Regions from separate parts of the Homo sapiens genome. Here regions 2 and 3 are each linked to region 1. A link is an interaction called in ENCODE POLR2A ChIA-PET data of the cell type or tissue named here. Cell type or tissue: MCF 10A. All regions are shown on one strand.

What was found. ChIA-PET counts read pairs that join two places held together with the same protein. Peaks named below come from ENCODE experiments on the same cell type or tissue, not always from the same donor. Only the 100,000 strongest peaks of a DNase experiment are listed, where the experiment ranks them.
Region 2: POLR2A ChIA-PET joins it to region 1 with 6 read pairs; 2 of 35 experiments call an interaction of 5 or more read pairs at or near these places.
Region 3: POLR2A ChIA-PET joins it to region 1 with 7 read pairs; 4 of 35 experiments call an interaction of 5 or more read pairs at or near these places.

The regions. Positions count from the first base shown.
Region 1 is chr5:171,519,069-171,524,068 of GRCh38, forward strand. No RefSeq gene overlaps it. Among named protein-coding and RNA genes, the nearest start is that of FGF18, 100 kb to the left of the region's middle. RefSeq lists enhancers at 81-613, 614-1,147, 1,148-1,680, 3,283-3,814 and a silencer at 1,237-1,531. In MCF 10A, a CTCF peak has its summit at 2,339; DNase peaks (open chromatin) are centred at 1,393 and 2,443.
Region 2 is chr5:171,744,297-171,749,296 of GRCh38, forward strand. No RefSeq gene overlaps it. Among named protein-coding and RNA genes, the nearest start is that of SMIM23, 39 kb to the right of the region's middle. In MCF 10A, no CTCF peak of the experiment used is centred here; a DNase peak (open chromatin) is centred at 2,955.
Region 3 is chr5:171,569,002-171,574,001 of GRCh38, forward strand. The region is part of intron 2 of LOC105377722 (a long non-coding RNA gene); the gene reads right to left. Among named protein-coding and RNA genes, the nearest start is that of FGF18, 150 kb to the left of the region's middle. In MCF 10A, no CTCF peak of the experiment used is centred here; a DNase peak (open chromatin) is centred at 2,890.

The DNA.
Region 1 (5,000 bases):
GCGATGCGGATCACCCAGTGCGGGCCAGGGACTGGGAGCACAGAGGCCAGCTGCCCCTCAGGGTGAGTGTCTCTGGCCCAGCTCAGCTGTTCAGGCACAGGAGCAGGGGTGTGGGTTGGAGGGTCACCCAGGCTTGCAGCTCAGGCAGGTGGGGGTGGCGGAGGCAGAGAGGGCAGACAGGGATGACCGTGCTGGCCGTGGAATCTGGGCTGCAGCCATGGGGTGGAAACTCTCAGAGGCAGAGAGAGATGTGTTTGAGAACAGTCTGGGGACGGAGCGGGCAGTACAGGAGCTCCCGAGCCCCAGAGACAGAGAGAGGGCTGCCGGTGAAGAAGGTACTGATTGGGTCCTTGATGGTGGAAGTGGTGCAGTTTCTGTGATGACTAGTCCTGATGGCTGATTCGGGGTGGAGGAGGGGCACTGGTGACGAGGAAGTCCAAGACAGAGGGGCCAGGACATTGAGAGGGATGTCTGTGAGGGTGTCAAAGCGACCCAGGGCAATGGCAAGAGATGCAGTTGGGGGGCTCCTCAGGGAGTGAAGAGTGCCCAAGAGGCTGTGGACAAGTGAGGGGGGTGAGATGTTGCAAACAGCCTGTGTCCTGAGAGAGCAGGTGTTTTTGGGAAGGTGTGGGCAGCATAGGCCAGAAAGTGGCCATGGAAGCAAGGGGACACCGCCTCTGTCTCCTGTCCTGAGGTGAGAGAGGAAAGCCAGCCTTCTCTTGGGAGGGAGGGGAGGAAATGATGTCCCCAAGGCAGAGGGGGCTCCCCAAGGCCATGGAAGGGAGGAGCTGGGAAGAGGAGGAAGCTGTGTGCGAGGCAGTGTGCTGTTTGTGGGGCTGGGGTTCTTCAGGGTCCTGGGAGAAGGTTCTGGAAGGAGGGAAGGCTGGAAGCTGGGCCAGGGGAGAGACTGTGCAGAAAGCATGAGGATAGGAGCTTGTAGAACTGTGTATGAGGGGATGGACCCCCTTACAGGGATGTGAGGCCTTGTCCTGTGTCCTTCCTGTGGACACTTGAGTCCAACAGGATTCAGCTGAAGCTGAGAAGTGTGAGAAGGACCTACGGGGTGGGGGGAAGGTGCTTATCTTGCTTCCCAAGGAGCAATGGAGGGGGCTTTTTGCCACCTCCTGGGGTGGGAGCCTCAGTCCTCGGGGCTGGGCCCCCTAAGGCCCGTCCCAGCTGGTCCTGGGAGGGTACCACCTCCTCCCCACCCTGTGACCCCTGGGTCAGGGGCCATCTCCTGGGGAGATGGGAGTTTGTGGCTGGCCTGAGCAGCTGCCTGGAGGGGAGGAGGCCCCTTCGATGACCAACCAGCTCTTTCACACCCCAAGGAAAAACAAGCCCATCTGCAAAAACCCAGAGGTGTGAGGTGGAGGCTTGGCAATCTGCGGCTGGGAGGGAGGAGCCTCCTGTCTTCCCGCTGAGACAGTGTGGGAAGGCCGGCCAGCCCAGCCTGGGATCCAGCTCCCTCCCTCCATGGGGCCTTGGGCAGGGCCTCCGGAGAGCAGTGTGGGGCTGGGAAGGACTCGGAAGCACCTGGAGGAGCAGGAAGCTCTGGGGACACTTTGCAACTCAGGCGGCTGGCAGAGAATGAGCACTGTGCAGCGAGTCGGGAGATCTCAGCCACCCACACCCCCAGACTCCTGCGTGCCCTGGGGCTGTTGAGGGGTCCCCACTTCAGGGTTCAGTTTCCCCTGCCATCCAACTGCTGGAGTCGGTGGCCTGGGATGCTCTTTCTGGCTGGTGAGGCTGTTGAGGTCCTCCCAATATGGGCAGAAGAACCCAAGCAGAGGGTCTGAGCGCCTGCCCGCTCTGGGCACCCGGAGCCGGCTCAAGTTCCATTCCTGAATATCAATGAGCAGGCCTAGGAATGTCTGCCCCACAGCTGGCTGCAGGCAGGCGGGCGGGGCGGGAAGGGAAGGGAGGAAATGGCCGGGCCTGGCCCTCCCAGACCCACCTGCCCCGCAACAGCAGGCAGAGCTTGCAGGCAGGCAGGGCAGCCTCTGCCCAGGGCAGAGGCAGATGGGAACAGACAAAGGCCCTTGAGATGTGGGGGAGGTATGAGGGAGGGCAATGGGGGGAGGGTGGGACAGACCTTTCCCAAGCTGCAGTCATGCCCCGTGCCTCTGTGCCATCGCACCTTTAAGTCTCCAGCAAGCTCCAGCATTCTGCACTGTCACTCCTGGAACTTGCCCACCTTCTCACTGTGGGAGGAGGCAGAACTAAGATTCAACCCCAGGCCTCTTCAGCTTGCAACCTGTGACATTTGTGTTATGTCACCCTAGGAGATAGGGAAAGCTGCAGATGTAGACAGCTTAGGGGCTGCTGGGCTGAGAGCTGCCTTTATTCATTTCTTCCTCTTGCAAGAAACAAGGCCTGTGCCAGCCTGGTGTCGGGTGCTGGGAATACATCTGTGAGCAGGCCAGGGAGGTTTTAGGAACTGGAGAGAAAAGAGTAACATTAATGCTCCCTTAATCATCCTCAGCCCCTAGTGAGTCATCTGAAAAAGCTGCTAAAGGGCTGCATTCCTCTGCAGTACAGAGGATTCACCCAAGTTAGTAAGAACATTTCAGAACAAATCACATCTCAGAACAGAGCTCGGTGATTGCAGGAGAGGTCAAGCCTTCAGAGAGTCAGGACATCAGGGACAGACCCTTAAATGTGCCAGGTGCTGGGATTGACCAGTGAGGGGATGGGTAACAAGATTATTTGACAAGGTTTCTTCTGCACGTAACTCACAGTCCAGGGCAGGAGACAACTCCATCACAAGGCCATGATGGAACAGAATGCTGGGATGGAGAAGTGGGAGGAGCCAGGTAGGAGGAAAGTTCAAGGGTGGGGCCTCCAAGGTGGCATTACAGGAGGAGTGAGAATTCTACAAGGGATAAAGCAGGAACGTGCCTCCAGGCAGAAAGGACAGATAGCATTTGCAAAGGTCTTGCAGTGGCTATAGCCCTGCTGGAAGGCCAACAGTGTAAAGCTAGGAGATGAACTGAAACGCAGAGAGGTGTGCTCTGAATACCAGGCTGAGAGTATGGACAACCAGTGTGACACTTTGCTTGACCGGATGAATATTCCACCCTCCTCCCTGGCCTAGAAAACCATTTTGGATGTGTGTTTGATTGGGTCTGATAAGCTGTCAGGGCTGCCGGTGAAGCTGGAGGCTGTCTCGAGGCTGATCAGCTTGCCCCTCCACAGGCACAAGGACTGTGTCTGGGCCCCAAGCACTCCGTCTGCAAAGAAGGAGCTATAAAAATGTACTCAAGGCAAAGGATCCCAGGGAGCTAGCACAAAATGGTGTTTGAGGCTCTTTCCATGCAGATCAAGCTCAACCCCAGGAACCAAGGCTGACTGACCTTGACAAGTCCCTTCCCCTCTCTGTGCCTCCATTTCCCTGCGGTCTCAGGTTACTCTCCAACATTCTCATTCAGATGACTCAAGGAGAGGTAGAATTGGGTGACCACTTAGAAGGTGGCTGGAGAACTCACTGGATTAGCCATGATCATCATTTCTGACCCCGGCCCCTCTATGGGGTGACGAGGATGGGAGACAGAATTGTGAGGGCTGCTTGCAATGGTTTCATTGTGGGGCCAGCTCCTGGGGAGTCTGTATTCCTTGAAGCTGGCGTCTGGGCATCCACGGGTTTTAGACCCTGGTCTAGGCCTCGGATGGTGAGTAGAGCCAGAATTGGGACCTTGGTTCTTTTTATTTTTTTGAGATAAGTTCTTGCTCTGTCGTCACCCAAGATAGTGTGCAGTGGCAGGATCGAAGCTCGCTGCAGCCTCAAACTCTCAAACTCCTGGGCTTAAGCGATCTTCCTGCCTCTGCCTCTGGAGTAGCTGGGACTATAGCTGCAAGTCCCTATGCCTGGCTAATTTTTTAAAAGATTATTTTGTAGAGACAAGATCTCGCTATGTTGCCCAGGCTGGCCTTGGACTCCTGGCCTCAAGCATTCCTCCTGCTTTGGCCTCTCAAAGTGTTAGGATTACAGATGTGAGCCACTGTGCTCAGTTGGGACTTTGGTTTTTGATATGGATCAAGATTCATATGTCAGCTCTGGATCTATTCATTCATTTATCCATCCAACCATTCATCCATCCATCCATCCATCCATCCATCCATCCATCCATCCATCCATTCATCTATGCAATGACTAATTGTTGAGCGCAGGTGCATGCTAGCTGTGTGGTCAATAGCGGATGTTGAAGGTGCATCAGAAAGCATGGTACACATGTTAATGGGATCTCACTTTAGCAGTGGGTCCATTCCATTCAGCACTTAAGGAACTCCCCTACTTCCTTTGTGTGCCCAGGGAGACCATTTCATTCCTGTGAGCCTCAGTGTTCTCACCTATACAATGAGATTTAATGATCCCCGTTTGTAATGCTGTTGTGAGTTTAATGAGATGATGGATGGAGGGCACCCAGCATGGCACAAGGACTTTGCATGGGAGCTGTCATCAGTGTTCCTTACAGCATCACACCCGAGCCTACAGCTCACATGGCACAGTGGTAGGACCAGCTGTGGGGAGTGGAAGAAGGAGGGCAATGGGGTTAGGCAGAGCTGGCTACACTTTGGCTGTGTGACAACAGGCCAGCCCCTCAACTTTTCAGAATCCACATTTGTATATCAGCGATAATAATTCCTCTTTTGCGGGGAGGAGGCATACACTGGAAGCTGGCCTCCTTCCTTCCCTTCTCCGAGGGGGTGGGTTGGGGACATCATGACCCCCAAGGGCTGTCAATGGGAGATGCAAGAGACATGTCCAGTGGGCCTGGGGGCCCTTTCGTTCATCTACATGTCATTGGGAAAGTCTTATGCAAGGTGCTTGGGATTGATGATTGACATGACAGATGGGAAACCTGCTCTCATGGAGCCCTGTGCCTGGGATGGCAGAGGAGTGAAGACCAGATGCACGGAGCGGTTTGTGATAGCTGCTCTGCGGGAGAGCGCCAGGAGCTGGGATCACAGGTCAGGAGGGGCTGCTGGAGATGGGGAATCCA
Region 2 (5,000 bases), 230 kb after region 1:
CTTCTCAGAAAGCCTTTCACATTTAGTGGACCCAGTAGCCCACCAGCAGAAAAGAAGCTGTCTTCCCCAACAGATTCACAAAAGTCCTAGGATTGCAGAACATTAGACAACTTGAACTTTGGTCTGATGAGAACACTCTGATTCATCAAAGCTAGATTATGTGACCACCCCTAACATGTGGGTGGGAAGTGGGGAGAGAAGAGAGGAGGTAGTCTCCTCAAACACTTTAAGAGTGGAGTTGAGGTGATTTCCCCAAAGGAAAAATTGGGGTGCTGTCACCAAAAGAAGAGAGGATGGATAATGAGCAGGCAAAAACCCCAAATGTTCCCCTATGGGAGTAAAATCCACTTGAGGCATAGGCCACTTGGGGAGAAGACCCGTAAGCTCCTTCTCCAGGAGGGTTATCTGATTATAAGAGGAGGCTGGTAACCACTGAGTCTGCACGAAAGCTTTTCCTAGGCCTGGTCCTTGGGGCTACAGCTTTATTCTAGGGCATGTTTATTTGAGGAACATGGGCTCCTTGAGAAGCACTGGAAACAAGGGGACAGAATGGCTTCTAAATAAAACAAATCCTAGCCTGGAAGTTCTGATCTCTACTCTGCCACCTACCAACTGGGCTGACCTTGGGCAAATCCTCTCACTTCTCTGAGCCTTAGCCTCCTAATCTGTGAGATGTCAGTAATAGTACCTACCTTGCATGTTCGCCACAGAGATTCAATTAATTTAAATAGGTAGAGGACTTGGGGCAGTGCCTAGGACAACATTACACTCAGGGATGGTGATGATGATGATTATAATGATGATGATGATGTTGATGATGATGATGTTGATAATGATGATGATGATGATGATGATGATGATCATGATGATAATGGAAAAGAAGATAGAGGAGGTAGAAGAGGAGACAATCATGATGTTGGAGGTAGACTCCAATCTTCAGAATCAGAAGCTCAGGGTTGGAAAGGACCTTAAGTAGTCACCCCGCCAACTTCCACAATCCACCCCAAGACCCTAAGAAATAGGATTTGACATTGCTCAAGTTGAGGAAACTGAGGACGAGCTTGCCCATTGCTGGTCTTTTAGCCAAAGAAGTGGGAGAGATGGCCATGAAACCCAAGACAGTTAGCTTCAAAGCCTGGGCTCCCTTTACCAGAGCCTTCTGCCACGAGGCATGTTGATGACTTCTACAGTCTAGAATGAAGAACTCAGGGTCTCCAAACGAGCCATCTGTGACTTTGTGACTTTGCACCCATGCATTGGCGGAGGAAGTCATTGCATTATAGGACCCTTGCATCTTTTCCTTTGGGCTTTCTTTCTACCCTCAGTGAGCATCAAACCAAAGAAAAGCTTCTTAAAAAAAAAGAACACAAGTTATAAGAGCCACCAATATTTCAAAAACAATTTCACATCTGCACTGAAACTCCTCTACTTACAAACATTCACAGATAAGAACAAAGCCATGCACTAAAGGAAAAGTAGGCCAGCTCCGCCTGCTTCCCCACAGATGGTGAGCAGCAGTCATGCGCATCCATTTTAGTCTTGGCCATCACGTTAGTCATTAGTGTTGGCCCATGAGCTGTTTAAAGAAGTGTCTTCTTACCATGAAAAGAAGAAAGTCAAAGTAAAAACATCTTTGGATACATTTCTGAATCGCTGAAAAGCACCAAGTAGAGCCAGAATCAATGCCAGCACATCACCGGTCCTTTTGAGAAACTCAACTTTATACAGACATGTATACTGCAGAGACTTAGAAAGAAATAGACTTAAACACAGCCTTTTGGATATGATGTATTTGTACATGAATGATTTCTAAATTTCTAACAGCAAAAACAACACTGAGTATTACTTTTAATGCTTTTATTTTAAGCAATGAATGGCATTTTCTAGAATGACCCTACTTTGGCAGTTGACTAGACTAGAATGACTCTGACTATGGCAGACATGGTTAGTTGCCTATTCAACAGCTATTCTCCTACACTTTCTTCCTTCCTGGTGAATTTTCTCTCCAATAGTAGAAGTTGGAAATGGCAGATATTTTCTCAGGTTCCTTTGCATATGCAGCACTGACCAATGGAAATATAAGAAGAAATCTCTAACCTTACAGACTCCTCAATTAAAGAAATCGATGCAGGAGGAAAGGCCTTGTACTTCCTGGTTTGGATACTGTCCAGTGAAGGCGTGATGTCTAGAGCCACCACAACTATTTTGCAGCCATGACATGACAAGTCTAAAAACAAAAAGCAACAGGCTATGGACGGCAGAGCTGAAGAACAAAAAGATGCTGGCTTCTTGATGACAAGGTTGAGCCATAAACCAATCCCAACACACCTACTCCAGACTTCTTGTTATTGAAGAGAATAAAGGTATTTGATAATTAAACTACTTTTAGTTGAGTATTCTTTTACTTGCAGCTGAAACCATTCCAACTAATATGTTCATGAAACCTTTCTATGTATGTCTGAGCTGAGACAGAGAGAGGGCCAGTCTGCCCAGCTCAGGTTTGTACCACATTGACCCCACCTCCCGGCCACAGCTGACTGGACCAGGAATGGACTCCTCATCCAAGCTGAGTTCATCTGAGACTCTCTGCTGGGAATTGAGGATTGAGATTCAGAGACCATTAGATGGTTTCTGCACATAACTTTGGGAGCTATGTACACAGAAAGACATGGAAAGCTCATGTGTGCACATGTAAGAAGCAGCACAGAAGATAAACTGATTGGCTTCAGAAAAGAAGAGCAAGATGGAGTACATAGTTGCCTGGTGACCTTGACCTTCCATTTCCTGGTTCCGGGCCTTCACGACTTTCCATCTATTTACTTTCCACTTTCAGGTCCCATGAAAGACTTCCATTTCCTTTGCTTAAGCTGCTTTGAAATAGGATTCTCTTTATCTCTAACAGCTTTGCCAAGACCCCAGGGAGTTGATGGCCAGGCTAGGGTGGAACTTACATGTCCTGACTTGATGCTGCACCCTGCTACCTGCCAAAACTACAACTCATATTTATTGAGTATTTGCCAAGCACCACGAACTCTTCTAAAGGACGTCTCATGTTATTTTTAATCCTCACAACAATCCTATGAAATAGGTCCTGTAGTAGCTCCCGTTTTGCAGAGGAGGAAACTAAGGCACAGAGATTTTAAGTAAATTGCCTAAAACCACACAGCCAGCATGTGTCTGAGCCAGCATTTGAACTCCAGAGCTCAAGCTTGTCACCACTTTGTTTTACTACCTCCCCTTCCAATTCCTCCTCCCCTCTGTACTGCCCTGTAGACTGACAAATTATCTACATGTTTTCAGTGAGTGCATCTGAACTATCTCCTGACCTCCTACGGCCCTCATAATAGCTCCACCTGGCAGCTACTCACTGCCTGAGGAATCCAAGAGGGCTTCCTGAAAGAGGTGCTATTTGAGTAGATTGTGTAAAGATGAGTCGGAGTTTGCCAAACATTGGAAGAAAGAGAGAGAGTGCCTTAGTCAACTGGGACTGCTATAACAGAATATCACAGACTGGGTGGCTTATAAACACCAGAAATCAATTCTCATAGTTCTAGAGGCTGGGAATTCCAAGGTCAAGGTGCTGGCAGATTCGGTGTCTGGTGAGGACCCCCTTCCTGGTTCATAAATAGACATCTCACTGTGTCTTCTCATGGTAGAAGGGACAAGGAAGCTCTCTGGGGCCTTTTTTACAGGGCACTAACCTCATTCATGAGGGCCATGCCCTCATGCCCTAATCATCTCCCAGAGACCTCACCTCCAAATACCATCACACTGGGCATTAAGATTTCAACATATGAATCTGCAGGGAACATAAACATTTTCTACAGAGAAGGGCATACTAGTCAGAGTTCATAGTTGCAAGTATAGGTGCTGAATCTGGCTTTTTTAAACAGGAAAATAATTCATTAAAAGGATGGCAGGAGCTCTCAAAACTGCTGGGAGGGATGGATAACCACGTTCTAGGCAACAAAGCTGAGAGCATTGCCCTAAAGCATGTCACAGAACTGATCCAATGAGGATATCACTGCCACCTCACCCCCAGCACAGGACACCACAGCTTCCATCACCACAGGGGGTTCCCCGGGTCCCTACTATTCTGCTTCAACAGTTCCTGATGTCAAGGCCATGCCAAGTACATCTGATTAGTAGAGTCCGGGTGACATGCCACACCCTAGCTGCAAGACAGGATGAGAAAGTAGGAGTTGGAATTCTGAGCTCTTATTCCAGGGAATAGACTCTGCACTCACCAAGACTCACAGGAAGGGCATTCAGCTGCTGGGGGCCAAAGACAATGTCAAGCATCTACTACAAGGGGCATTGAAGGCAAAGGGAACAAATCGTGCAACGGTACAGAAAGCGTATGCTTGCCTTGGCTCAGAGCGATGAGATGGTCACTGGGCTCCTTAGAGTATATATTTAGTGCTGAATTCTGCCTCCCGAATTGCCGTTTGGACAGCTTGCCTTTGCATTTCAACGTCTTCTGTCTGCAAGGGCAGACTCAGTTCTTGACAGACCTCAGAAGGCCTGGAGGGGGGCCAAATGCTCCAGAAAGAGTCAAATGCTGCTGAGAAAAAGGAGGAGGTAAGAGTGGTAGAAGGACAGCAGTGGAGAGAGGAGGAGGAAGCGGAGAGCAAGCTCAAGTGTAAAGCCATCACTCTCCTCCAGCCAAAGTTCTGGCTCGTGGCCACCATGCAGATCCCTTTTTCCAAGGCCCAACTCCCAAGAAGAGCAACTTCACCAAAGGAGCCCAGCATTCATAGAAGGTCACCCTTGCTCATGAAACCTACCCTTTCCCAAAAGACACGGAAGTCCTGCTGAGAACAGTTCTTCTTAAAGGGCCAGCTGCCTCCAGTCCAGTCCTCTAAGGCCAAGGCCTTCTCTCATGTGATGCTCAGGGAAGGGGCAGTGACATCTTCTCTAGCTCCTCATTCCTCCCCCAGCCATTAACAACCTGACTAGAAACCCTCCCCCAGGCTCTGGTCCACAAGAAGCCAAATTGA
Region 3 (5,000 bases), 50 kb after region 1:
TTTTTTTTTTTTTCATCTCAGACATTGTAGATTTAATCTCTCTAGATTTGACTTGTGACCTTTTTAGATCTTTAATGCCTTTACTTAACTGTTGAACAACTGGAATATACTTACAATAACTAGTTTAATATCCTTGTCTGATAGTTCTGACATTTGTGTTAGTTCTGAGCCAGTTTTGACTCTTGGTTGGCAGGTTGTTGTTGTTGTTGGTAGCACTGAATATATTGGCCCACTGCCTTCTGGCCTCCAAAGTTGCTGATGAGAAATGTGTTGATAATCTCATTGAGGATCACTTGTATGTGATGAGTCACTTCTCTCTTGCTGCTTTCAAGATTCTTTCTTTGTTTTTCAAAAGTTTATATTATAATGTAAAGTTTTGATTATATGGTTAGGTTATAACCCTAACCCTAATCTTAGTGTAAGTTCCTTGAGCTCATCTTCCTTGAAGTTTGTTGAAGAACTCCTTGGATGTTTATATTCATGTCTTTCATCAGATTTGGGAAGTTTTTGGCCGTGATTTATTCAAACATTCTCTCTTCTCTTTCTGGGACTTCCACAATGCATATGTTGATCTGCTTGATGGTGTCCCACAGGTCTCTTAAGCTCTATTCACTTTTCTTCAATCTTTTTTCTTTTTGTTCCTCAGACTTGATAATTTCCATTGTTTTACCTTCAAGTTCACTCATTATTTTGTCTGCCCAGATCTGCCTCTGATTCGGACTTCTGTAGTGAATTTTTCTTTTCAGTTATTGTATTTTTAGCTTCATATTTTTTGGGTTTTTTTTAGGTTTCTATCTATTAATATTTTCATTATGTTCATAAATTGTTTCCTTGACTTTCTCCATATCTTCCTTTAGTTCTTTGACCATCTTTAAAATAGTTGTTTTAAAGTCTTTGTCTAGCAGATATGCCATAAGGTTTTTTTTCAGGGACAGTTTCTGTTTATTTTTGTCCTTTGAATGGGCTATGCTTTCCTGTTTCTTTATATGCTTTGTGGTTTTTTTGTTGTTGTTGTTGAAAACTGGACATTTGAATCTAATAATATGGTGACTGGAAGTTAGATTCTCTCCCTTCCTCAGGATTTGTTGTTTTCTTATTGTTTTGTTTTTGGTTGTTGTAGGCTGTCTCCATGCCAAGGATCAGCCTGGGGTATAAACTTAAGGTCTTCTCAAGTCTTTTCTGAGCCTTCATCTTTCCTGGGACATGAGTGGTCATTTTCTGATTTCCCTGTATCTGTGATTGCTTTTGAATCTTCTAGTCTTTAATGTTTGGCCCCCAAAAGGCGAAAAAGAGAAAAAAACAGAGACAAATGGAAAAAAAAAAAAAGAGTGCTAGCCCTTTAAATCCCCTGGAAGTCATTTCAGCCAAGAAGCAGGGGCTTGCAACAGTTGGGGGAGGTGCAACAACAATGGCTGCCTTTTTCTTTGTCTGCACCTTTGTGATCAGAAGCAGAAATCAGGGATCAGACAACAGATGCCTGATATGTAGAGGATAGGGTCCTTTTGGTCTACCCTGGCTCACTCAAGCTATGTGCAGGTTGCTCCAGAAACATGTGCACGGCTGCTTGCCATGGGCTTGGGGGTGGGGGATGAATAGCTACTACTGTGCTGAGAGTGAAATTTCCCCTGGAATTTGCAAGCCTTCAATAAACTCCAGAGTTTCAAAATAGTTACATCAGATGGAGTCTGCTAGTGTTAGGTGGGTAGACAGATTTCTGGTGCTTTCTACTTCACCATCTTTCCAGAGGACCTCATTCTATTAATTTTCTGCTTCATATATTTTAGTTCCAGAATTTGCATTTTGTCATTTTTTATAGTTTACAATTCTCTGCAGAAATATCAATCTCTTCAATGATTATATCTTTCTTTACCTCTAAAATTTTAAACATATTAAAATGGTTGTTCCAAAGTTCTTATTTGCCAGTTCCAATGACAGAATTTCAATTCTAATTATATTTCCTTTGGGAGTCTGTTTCTGTTGATTATGCTTTCTCTTGATTATAATCATTATTCCCCCCACCACCACGAGATTCCTCAGATGGCTTGTACTTTTTAAATTGTATTCCAAACACTATATATAAATAGCAGTGAAGACTAAAGGATACTTTTCTTTGTTTATTTCCCACACTGAAAACCCTTTCTTATGACTGATGGTTAAAGTAAATGTCTGATCATTCACATTTCTCCTTGATCAAGTTGAGATGGGGCTGGGCCACAGCTTTAATTAGATTGAGTTCATCTGTGTGATTGTCTCAATGTCCAAACCCCAAAGCTGTTGTTTTTTGTTTTGTTTTGTTTTGTTTTTAATCGTGTCAGAATTTGAGCTGGAAAATGGCTACAGTTCCTTCCTTCCTTCCTCCCTCCCTCCCTCCCTCCCTCCCTCTCTCTCTCTCTCTCTCTTTCTTACTTTTTGAGATGGAGTTTCACTCTTGTTGCCCAGGCTGGAGTGCAATGGCACAATCTTGGCTCACTGCAACCTCTGCCTCCTGGGTTCAAGCAATTCTTCTGCCTCAGCCTCCCAAGTAGCTGGGATTACAGGTGCACACCAATATGCCTGGCTACTTTTTTGTATTTTTAGTAGAGACGGGGTTTTGCCATGTTGGTCAGGCTGGTCTCGAACTCCTGCCCTCTGGTGATCCACCCGCCTCGGCCTTCCAAAGTGCTGGGATTACATGCATGAGCCACCACACCCAGCCTACAGTTTCAGATAGTTTTGGTTCACTTTTAAATTCAAGTCTGTCAGGATCTTGAATCCTATCATCACGAGAATGCATTAAACTACAATCCGTTTACTAACTCTTTCTTCACTATTGCTTACTCAGCAGTGAGAAAGGGGAGCATGTGGGGCAGGAAAATATCTGAGATGAGTAATCTGTTCTTGTATTTGGAGCTCTTCCAAACTCCTGCCAGCTCACACTGTTGTCTAGGGCCCAGCTGATTTCCCTGGTCCTCTAAAAGTCTCTGTATTTATGGCAGGTTTGCTTACGTTTAGCCCAAGTGCCTTCTCCCAAGCATGGAAGATGCTATGAGTTTGTTTCTGTCTAGAAATCAGTTCATCAAGGCAGCAGAGAAATTTGGTTGGAATGGGTGCCCTGAAATTCAGTTTTGTGTCACCAATTGTGGGTATCCATTAGGAACCACTGGAGGCAAACTGAAATAAATCCTCCTCTCTCAAGGAGGCGGTGTTACTCCTGGACCTGGCAGGATGCTCATGTGAGTATGTCCAGCAAACCAACCACTAACAATCCCAAAGATAACAATTTCTTATACTCACACGGTGCTTTGTGTTTAACAAGGCATGTCCATGCCCATGGGTCTCCTTTGATTCTCACAATAACTCAGTTTTAGTATGAGGGAAGACTGGGAAAGTCCAGTGGGCCAGTTTGGGAGTGGCCTTGAATGTCATCCTTGAGACTTTGAACTTTAGTCCATATTCTGCCATTCGCCTCCTTTCATCCAGATCACTGCAGCGGTCTCATTGCAAGCCTCCCTGCCTCCAGGCCTGACCCCTCCATCCATCCGCCACACCGAATGAACAATCTAAAAGGCAAACTTCCCCTTGCCAAACCCTCCTGCTCTGTACTCTTCAGTGGCTCCCCACTGCTTTCAGAACAAATCTACAAAGCTCTTGAGATCTGGCCTCTTTCCACTTCTCCAGTCTCATTTTTCCCCTCCTGCTTCTCCCTACTTTCTTCTTCAGCTGCACTAAACATTCTTCAATTCCTTCACTGAATCTTGCTCCATCAAGCATATATGCATTGCTATATACTTTTCCACATTGTTCACACACACACACACACGCACACACACACACACACACACTCACACTCACTCATGTCTGCTCATCCATAAGGTCAAAGCCGCAGAGTGACCTCTTTTCCATGCCTCCTCTGGACCTGCAGGCCCCGAGCTTGCTTCCAGCTCATCACCTGGCTCACTGGGCTGGGATTGCTCCAGCATTTGCTTCCCTACTAGAATGAAAGCTGTGGGAGGGCAGAGATTGTCCATCTTGCACACCCTTGAGCCTCTAGCACCAAGCACAGTGTCTACACATAACAAGCACTCCATCAATGCTCATTGCATTGAATAGGACCCAGGAAGCTACAGACTGCTTGTTCTGCTATATATCCTGCCAGTTGTTTAAGAGGTCAGCTCATGAGTACTTACTATCTCTCATAGCCTAGGTCTGGGCCGAAATGCAGGGTCAGATGAGAGGCTGCTGAAATAGAATATGAACAGTGCTCACATTTATCAAGTGCTTCACTTGCGCTGTCCCATGTAACCTTCACACAACCCTGCACATTTGGTGCTATTATTAGCATTCCCATTTTGGAGATGAGAAAACAAAGGCATGGAGGGGTGGGCAATTTGTCCAAAGTCACAAAGTTCAAAAGTGGTGACTCTGGGGTTCAGTCCAGGCACTGTGATGCCAGAGATTCTCACCTCTAACTACTATGCAACAGGAACACTGACCTCCAGAAGCTTCCGGGCTGGTTTTTGAGACAAGATAGAGATGCCACCATAGGATCCCAAATGCAGGGGATACCCAGAGAAGGGAAGAAGTGTGACCCACTGCAGTCTCAGAAACCCTGAGATGGTGACAAGCACTGGGAGGGCAATGTAGAGGCTTTTAGGGAACCTGGATACCCCAGACCCCCAGAAGAGGGGTCCCCCAATTTCGCTGTGACCTCAGGGCAGGAAGCAATGCTGAAGCCAAGCTGCCACTATGGGCCAGAGACTCCCGAGAGCCCGGAATGGAAAACAGTGCGACTAAATGTCAGGGTTTCGGGCCCCAGCCAGGCCTGGCTGCCCTATACCGAGCTCTATCCTCCTGCCCTGGAAGGAAGAGCAGGGAGAGATTCCACAGGAGCCCTCAGGAGAGCTTCCGAAAAGGGCCCCCCTGCCAGGGAGCAGGGAGAAGCGGGCGTGCTGGCGGCCAGGTCGGGGCGGGGCAGCCTGGGTCTGTGTGGGGTGGCCGGCAGCCGGGCCACCCGGACACCT